3 separate regions of the Mus musculus genome follow, and all the other regions are linked to region 3. The links are chromatin loops, found by intact Hi-C in ENCODE. Cell type or tissue: left cerebral cortex. All regions are shown on one strand.

Region 1 (2,500 bases), 140 kb before region 3:
ACAAGTACATGACCACACACACAAGTGCATGAACACATACACAAGTGCACGCCCATGTACACACACAAGTCCATGCACACACAAGCCCCCCACACAAAGAAGTTCATGCTCACACACACACAAGTACATGTCCCCCCCAACTGCATGCCCATACACACAATCACACACAAGTACATGTCCCCCACAAGTGCATGCCCTTATACACACACAAATGCATGCCCCCACACAGAAGTGCATGACCACACACACACAAGTGCATAGCCATGTACACATACACACAAGTGCATGCCTCCCACACACACAAGTTCATGCCCATACACACTCAGAAGTGTATGCCCATACATACACACAAGTGCATGACCACACACACAGTGTATGCCCATGTACACACAAGTGCATACTCCCCCCACGTGCCACATGTGCCGTTCACACTATTCTGCTTTGTCTGCAGGATTTTGGGGGCTGCATGGCTTTTGTTTTTATACTTGAACCCCCTTCTGACTTTTCTTTCCCTTCCTTTGGCAGAGCTATTAACACACACACACACACACACACACACACACACAAACGGTCTCTCCCCTCACTCCACTGAGTGGTAGACCTTGAGAATGACCATAAAAGGACAGGCTGTGGTTGAATGCAGCATCTCTTCTAATTCAGATGACGACAGCCAACTTTTCCGAGCACAGGTCGCCCACAGCTTAGTAACAGCATTTCCAGCATGAGTAGATTATAATACATCATAGTATATAGAGACGTTAATACATTAGTTCCAGAGATGTGGGAGGAAATATAAATAATGTTCCCAGCTGCAAGAAAATATAAATCTCCCTCACCTACTCAGGCAGAGCCTAGCTATGCATTCTAGATTGACAGCAGCTATTTTTCCTTAAGTACCTATTTCCTAAGAAGCATTTAAATCAGCACTCATTTTAATAAAATGTTCATTTATTTGCGCGGTATGTAGAACCTGGAAGAACTTTCTATCTTTTGCACTGAGGCAACATTTCCTATTTCCTTCTCTTATTTAATGAGCAACACATGTCGTTTTCCAGAATTTCTGATGTAGCCAAGCCCTTCTGCCCTCAACGTTCCGTGTTGCTCTGCTAAGAAAATGGTTGCTGTGGATCTGTGGTAGGTCTGAACTGAGGTGGGGGTACAGGATGAGGCTGCCAAATATTTGTATATGAGGGGCTGAGAGACAGCAATCTTGGTGGAAAGGCTTAGAACAGCGGTTCTTGCGGGTGTTGAATGGCCCTTTTACGAGGGTCGCCTAAGACCATCTGAAAACAGATATTTCCATTATGATCCATAACAGTGGCAAGTTTATAGTTATGAAGCAGCAACAAAAGTAATTTGATGGCTGGGATCACCACAGCACGAGGAACTGCATTAGGAAGGCTGAGAGCCACCGTGGGCTTGGAGACTGGCTTGGAAGCTGCTTTTATTGAACAAACAGCAGTTTGTCCTCATTTTGTACAAGGCTTGGAGCAATGCTGCCCTCCGGAGTTGGGGAGTTAGGAAGAGTAGAGGACGGTCCTGGCAGAGCATCCCACACAGCCACTTCCCAGTCCCCTGCTTTGCTATGTGGGAATCAGCTGCCTCGTGCAGCTGTTACTCACTTGAAAAATGGTTAGTCCAAATTCAGATATGCTGTATAAAGTATGTGCTGACTTTCAAAGATTTATAGTGGGGAAAAGGATGTGAAATAGGTCATTGGTTGTTCATTGGGATGGCACACTTTTACATCTATTTTCATGATTTTAAAGTATAAACTTGTCTGCATGGTTCCGTGTCTGGACAAGTGTTAGGTACACCCCTGCTCTCTCTCTCCATCTTGCCGTCAGAGGCAACGTCTCTCACTTGAACCCAGAGCTCACCTAATCGAGCCAGCTAAGAAGGCAGCCATATCCACCTAACATCTATGTGGGCACTGGGGATCTGGACTCTGGGCCTCACGTTGACACAGCTTGCCGTTTGCCCCCGAACTATCTCCTGGTTGTAGCATAAATAAACATTTAAAAGAACAGTTTTAGCTTCACAGCAAAATTGAGTGGATAATGTTTCTCCCAATGTAAGACACCCTCCCACCCCCAACATCCTGCACCACAGTGACGTGTCAGTGTGTGAACTGAAGTCATGGTGTAGTCACTTGAATGTCACGGTTTGCATCAGGGTTCACACTGGCGGCTTATGTTCTATAGGTTTTGACAAATGCACAACATGATTCAGCCACCACAGAGTCAGTCTCCAAAGTCCCCTGTGCAGCATCTCCTCCGCTGGTCCTCTTTCCAGTCTCCTGGCAACCACTGGCATCTTTACCTACCTCCACTCATGCCCCTTTTCCCAGAGTGTTATGCAGATGGACTCAAAAAGTCAGCATCTACACTGATTGTCTCTGCTGTCCCTCCGATCCGAGTGTCCTTCATGTCACCTCACAGCTTGGTAATTTCATGGCTCGATGGCTACCTCCTCCTTCTCTTCCTTCTCCCTTTCTCTC
Region 2 (2,500 bases), 140 kb before region 3:
CCCCTCTCTGCACTGTAGTTCTGCTCTGGGTCCCTGTTGGAGACACCATGGGGAAGATCCAGCAGCTACCGGTGTTTGTTACACATCTTAGCAAATATTGTTACCACTTCCCCAAGTCATTTGTGTTCTCTCTGCCTCTTTCTCTCTTTTCTCTCTGTCTCTACTGCAGTAGCTTGGTGAAGGATACATAGGTCTTTATTGCACCACTTTCCCAGATGTTTTATTTGTTTACTTTGAAACAGGGCTACACTGTGTGACACAGGCTGGCTAGAGATTCATCATCCTCCTGCCTCAGCCTCCCGAGTGCTGGGTGTGCACCACTGCCATACTCACTTTCAGATAGCTTCTGAAACAGAAGTGAGGTAACATGACGTCACCCGCATACCTCTACCCACCTCTGCTCTGGTCTCTTCTGGTGCCCCGTGGGACACAGCTTCTTTCATGTCTAGTTCCATGCACTTTCTAACCCGTTTATATGGAACCTCTCACCTGGCCTCTTTCTGTAGCCTTCACACAGCCTTTGCCTGGATATTTCCCAGAAGCCTTTTAGTCCCATTTCCTCCAGGAAGTCTTCCATGACCACCCAACCCTACTCATGTCTAGATTAAGCTCCCAAATATATTTGAATGCCTGTAATTATCTTCACACATCATCACACCTATTAAGTTTATCTTTGCTGCACCGTGAGTGTTTTAAAGGCAAAAATTATATATATTAATATATATATTAATTCTCTTGCAGCTTACGGGGCTTCATAACAATATTTATTTTTAATTTTTTTCTCATGAAATGCACAGTTGTTTTATATAATTCCATTCCAAAGGACAAAGGAAAAAAATCTATGTTTTATTTGCTTTGTAAAGCTTTACTGCTGATAACAGTATTTCAGATTAGACTTTTATAAAATATTAAAATCAGCTCCCAGATCGCCATTATTATCCTTGTAAAAGTCTCTGTGAAATATCCCTGACAATGCCGTGAAAACCTGGGCATTTCAGCCCCAGCAGAGCTCTGTTTAGGTCTCTGTACTGTAGTGTTCTGCAGAAGCCGCAAGGGAAGCAGCAGTCATGGGGATGGGTGGGAACCAGGGCACTGTGTGAGGGTGCAAGGACAGAGCATTAGGGACTCGGGAGGTCACTGAGAGAGACACTTACGTGAAACCAATGAAGACAAAGAACTATGAAGATATATTTATCTTTCTATCTCTCTATATCTATCTATCTATCTCTCTCTCTCTCTCTCTCTCTCTCTCTCTCTACCTATCTATCATCTATCTATCTATCTATCTATCATCTATCTATCTATCATCTATCTATCTATGCCATATATATGTATGTCCACAGGCACTGTAAGGTAGGTCTTATTAGTCTCACACACTAGGTTTCCACTCTTGTAACAATAGGTTCCAGATAATCAAGAAGGAAAGATTCTTTTGATTCTCCATTCAGAGGTTTCAGTCTGCCGTCAATGGCCTGGTGGTGGCGCTGATCTGTGTCTTTTTACCTGGTGACAACTGGGAAGCAGGCTGCAGAACAGGGAGCAGTGAAAGAGCTGGTAACCATTCAGCCTCCAGCCACCCTCAGCCCACAGAGGCTCCATCACCTTCCAGCAGGGTGCACATGACTGGCAACAAGGCCTGTGTGGGCCTTCGGGGGTATTTACAATCCAAATCACAGCATCCTGTTGTCAAAACAATGTAAAGACAAACAGGAATGCATTGCTAGAGTCACTCTGTTGTGTTCTCTAGAGTTGGAGACACATCATCCTATCTGGGGCCCACAAGCGTTTTGTCTACAGCTCCTTCCCAGATTCCACACCCCGTATAAAGTGGCACCCCATATAAAATAGCACCCCGTATAAAATGGTGTAGGTAGAACTTGGGCTGTGGTTTCATTTTCCACCAGCAGGATTCCAGACTGATCATTCCTCAGATGAAATGAGTGAGATGAGGTTAAGCCAGAGGCTTATCTAGTATACTTAATGTAATACTATATACATATTAGTATATACAGTATAATATAGATTATATATGCAGAGGACCTTGCAGAATTACTCCATCAAGCTAATTACTACACATGCTGAGAAAGACTTGTTATTCTCAGTCTCCACTTCTTCATTTCTATATTTTGAGCTAAATCTAGTGAATGCTGGAGGCCAGCCCCGGTGATGGCCAGCCCTGGTGATGACCAGGCCCTGCAGAAGAGATAAGGGGTCTGTGAGGGAGGGGTGAGTCAGGCACGGGGTCGGGGGACTCTTGCAGCCTGACCGACTGGCAGTCCAGGTGTTTCCTTATTTATACAGAGCTCAGCAGGCAGGGATAGATTCATGTTGTTCCAAGACATAGATCCTATCACGTTGTCCCTTGACACAGGTTTTAACTTCCTCTTGGTCATAAGTTTAGTCATCACTGATAAACCGTAACAGAACAGTTGGCTTTTACAATCATTTCCCCTCACCAACCCACAGCCCAGCTTTTAAGAATCTAGAGGCATATTTTGCC
Region 3 (2,500 bases):
TTGGGGTAGGAGTATCAGACCTGCTGGCTCTATGGCTCAAACTCAGCATTTTCTGTCTTTGGGGAGGTAAGATACACATGGTTTGAAATCTACATTGTATAGGAGGCAATGACTAAGGTCATTGCAAAGAATTAGGACCTTGACAGGTGTTCCAGTCAGCTGGGAACAAGGACCATGCATTCTTGGCCCAAGAAAGGTTATAGGAAAACTTGAATCTGCGAAATAGTCTGATGAGAAGAAAAGCTCCTCCTATAGAAACCCAACCCTGGAGCCTGAACTCTGCTTGAGGGTAGAAAATGTAGCCAGCTGTTGTGAGCATAACCGGCAAATTCCTAGGGTGGTCAGCAGAGGAAAGCGACATTCTAACAGCTGAAGCTCCTCTAGGCACGTTCAGGGCCATGGCCTGATTTAGTATGATTTGGGTTTAGTATGGTTATTTGTGTGTGTGTGTGTGTGTGTGAGAGAGAGAGAGAGAGAGAGAGAGAGAGAGAGAGAGAGAGAGAGAAAGAGAAAGAGAGACAGAGACAGAGAGACAGAGACAGAGAGAGACAGAGAAAGAGAAAGAGATTGTTTATAAATGAAAGGGAGAGGATGGGAGCTTGGAGAGTGGCTCAGTGGTTAAAAGCCCTCTCTCTTTCTTCTCTCTCTCTCTCTCCACTCCTTCCCACTTACTCCTCCCTATACCCCTTTCTCTTTGCAAAATTATCTGTAACTAGTCAACATTTTCTTCTGGCCTTCAAACACACACACAAAAGCACACACACACATGCACACACACACAACTCATGAACACACACTCAAACACACACGTGTACACATACGCACAGCATGAGTCTTTATAAGAGGGTTTTTTTGTTTTTTGTTTTTTTGTTTGTTTGTTTGTTTGTTTTTTTGTTTTTTTAGTTTAGGGAACAGGAAGAGATAGAAACTGCACCCAGGTGCAGTGCCTAGCATTCGTTACCTGCTTGCTAGTCTCTGAATGGGAGATGAAAGCAAGCTCAAAGAGGAAAATATCCCTGCTGAAGACCAACTTAGGCTGGCTGTGTGTGTGTGTGTGTGTGTGTGTGTGTGTGTGTGTGTGTGTGCGCGCGCGCGCGCGCGCGCACATCTGTAATCCCCAGCCCTGGGAGCTGAGGCCTCAGCTCAAGGAGCTGCTACTATAGGCTCGGGCCTGTTCCCTTTCTAACCTGCTTTTGGTTCCCTGGATGCCTCAGTCAGCTCCTTTATGATAATCCCCTGCTGCTCCCACTTCCTCCGGAAGCTGGCAAATGCATAATGAACGGTCTGAAGTGCCTGCTTTTGACAACAGCGAGGGGCTTGTTCCCGAGATGACATTTGAACTGTGTATGGATCGCTCTGTCAAAGGACAATCCAAGAGAAGCCTCCAGACTCAGTGTTTCTGTGTTTATTCCAAACTCACTTTAGGGATTTCATGTGCCATCTTAGGTCCTCTGCTTCCCTCTTCTGGTCAACTGGAAGGAATCTTTTATAGCTGTTGACAACACTGGGGTGGGAATTAATACTAATATCTCACCCTAACGATCACTTTTCGGTCAGTAAGTGACACCAAGAAGGGGGATAAGTAAACATGGCATCATTGTACGTTCACAGCAGGACCATCGTGACATCTATTTACCATTCAGACTGTAGGGAAATTATTAACACAGTTGGTCCCAGATGTATCACTTGTAAAACCATGAAGTAAAAAAAGTTACACACGTACTCCCCCCCCCCCCAAAAAAAAAGTACTAAGAGTTTTAAATAGCACTGTGAATTCCTAGGGAGATAGATTCTGTAGTTCTAGATCAATGATTTTTTTTTTTTTGAAGTAGTATCCTAAGGGCTAAGATGTCACTCTGCAAAACACTCCAGGGAGCCATGTGACTGTAGACTCTGAGGGGTGAACTCAAGAAGAAAGATCGCATTAGAAACCACTATGGCAGCCTGAGGAATGAATGCCTTTTCAGTTGATAATAGACTTAATCTTAATCAAATAGTTTCGAGTTGAAAAGGATTTCAAAGGCCTTAAAGCAGTGTTTCTAAACCTGTGTGTGGGTCGAGAGCCCCTTGGGGTCAAATATCAGACATTTACATTACAATCTATAACAGTCACAAAATTACAGCTATGAAGTAGCAACAAAAATAACTTTATGGTTGGGGGTCACCACAACATGAGGAACTGTATTAAAGGGTTGCAGCACTGGGAAGGTTGAGAGCCACTGCCCTAAAGTTTCCTAGAGTTCAGACTCTTGTGTTGTGGCTAAGGGAACTGAGATCAAAAGCCACAAAAAAAAAAAAAAGTGTGGCCCTATGAGCAATCGAACAGCATTCAACTGTGAAGAAAAATGGACCCCTGACACTTGGGGAAATAGATGCAACTGACATCATTATACTGAGCGAAATAAGTCATACTCAGAGAGAAATACCATTTTCCTGCACATTTATGCTTTATAGTTAGATCAATCTACCTCTGCACTCGGGGTGTGTGTGTGTGTGTGTG

Evidence for each region. Hi-C counts contacts between places; a loop is a spot of excess contacts. Peaks named below come from ENCODE experiments on the same cell type or tissue, not always from the same donor. Only the 100,000 strongest peaks of a DNase experiment are listed, where the experiment ranks them.
Region 1: a loop joins it to region 3, with 3 times the contacts of the local background. A loop is called at or near these places in 22 of 42 quality-filtered maps.
Region 2: a loop joins it to region 3, with 5 times the contacts of the local background. A loop is called at or near these places in 23 of 42 quality-filtered maps.

What each region holds. Positions count from the first base shown.
Region 1 is chr3:100,909,851-100,912,350 of GRCm38, reverse strand. The region is part of intron 2 of Gm40108 (a long non-coding RNA gene); the gene reads right to left. Among named protein-coding and RNA genes, the nearest start is that of Gm40108, 2.2 kb to the right of the region's middle. In left cerebral cortex, no CTCF peak of the experiment used is centred here; DNase peaks (open chromatin) are centred at 664 and 1,541.
Region 2 is chr3:100,906,139-100,908,638 of GRCm38, reverse strand. No RefSeq gene overlaps it. Among named protein-coding and RNA genes, the nearest start is that of Gm40108, 1.5 kb to the left of the region's middle. In left cerebral cortex, a CTCF peak has its summit at 1,484; no DNase peak of the experiment used is centred here.
Region 3 is chr3:100,767,189-100,769,688 of GRCm38, reverse strand. No RefSeq gene overlaps it. Among named protein-coding and RNA genes, the nearest start is that of Gm40107, 49 kb to the left of the region's middle. In left cerebral cortex, a CTCF peak has its summit at 1,469 (motif pointing left); a DNase peak (open chromatin) is centred at 1,359.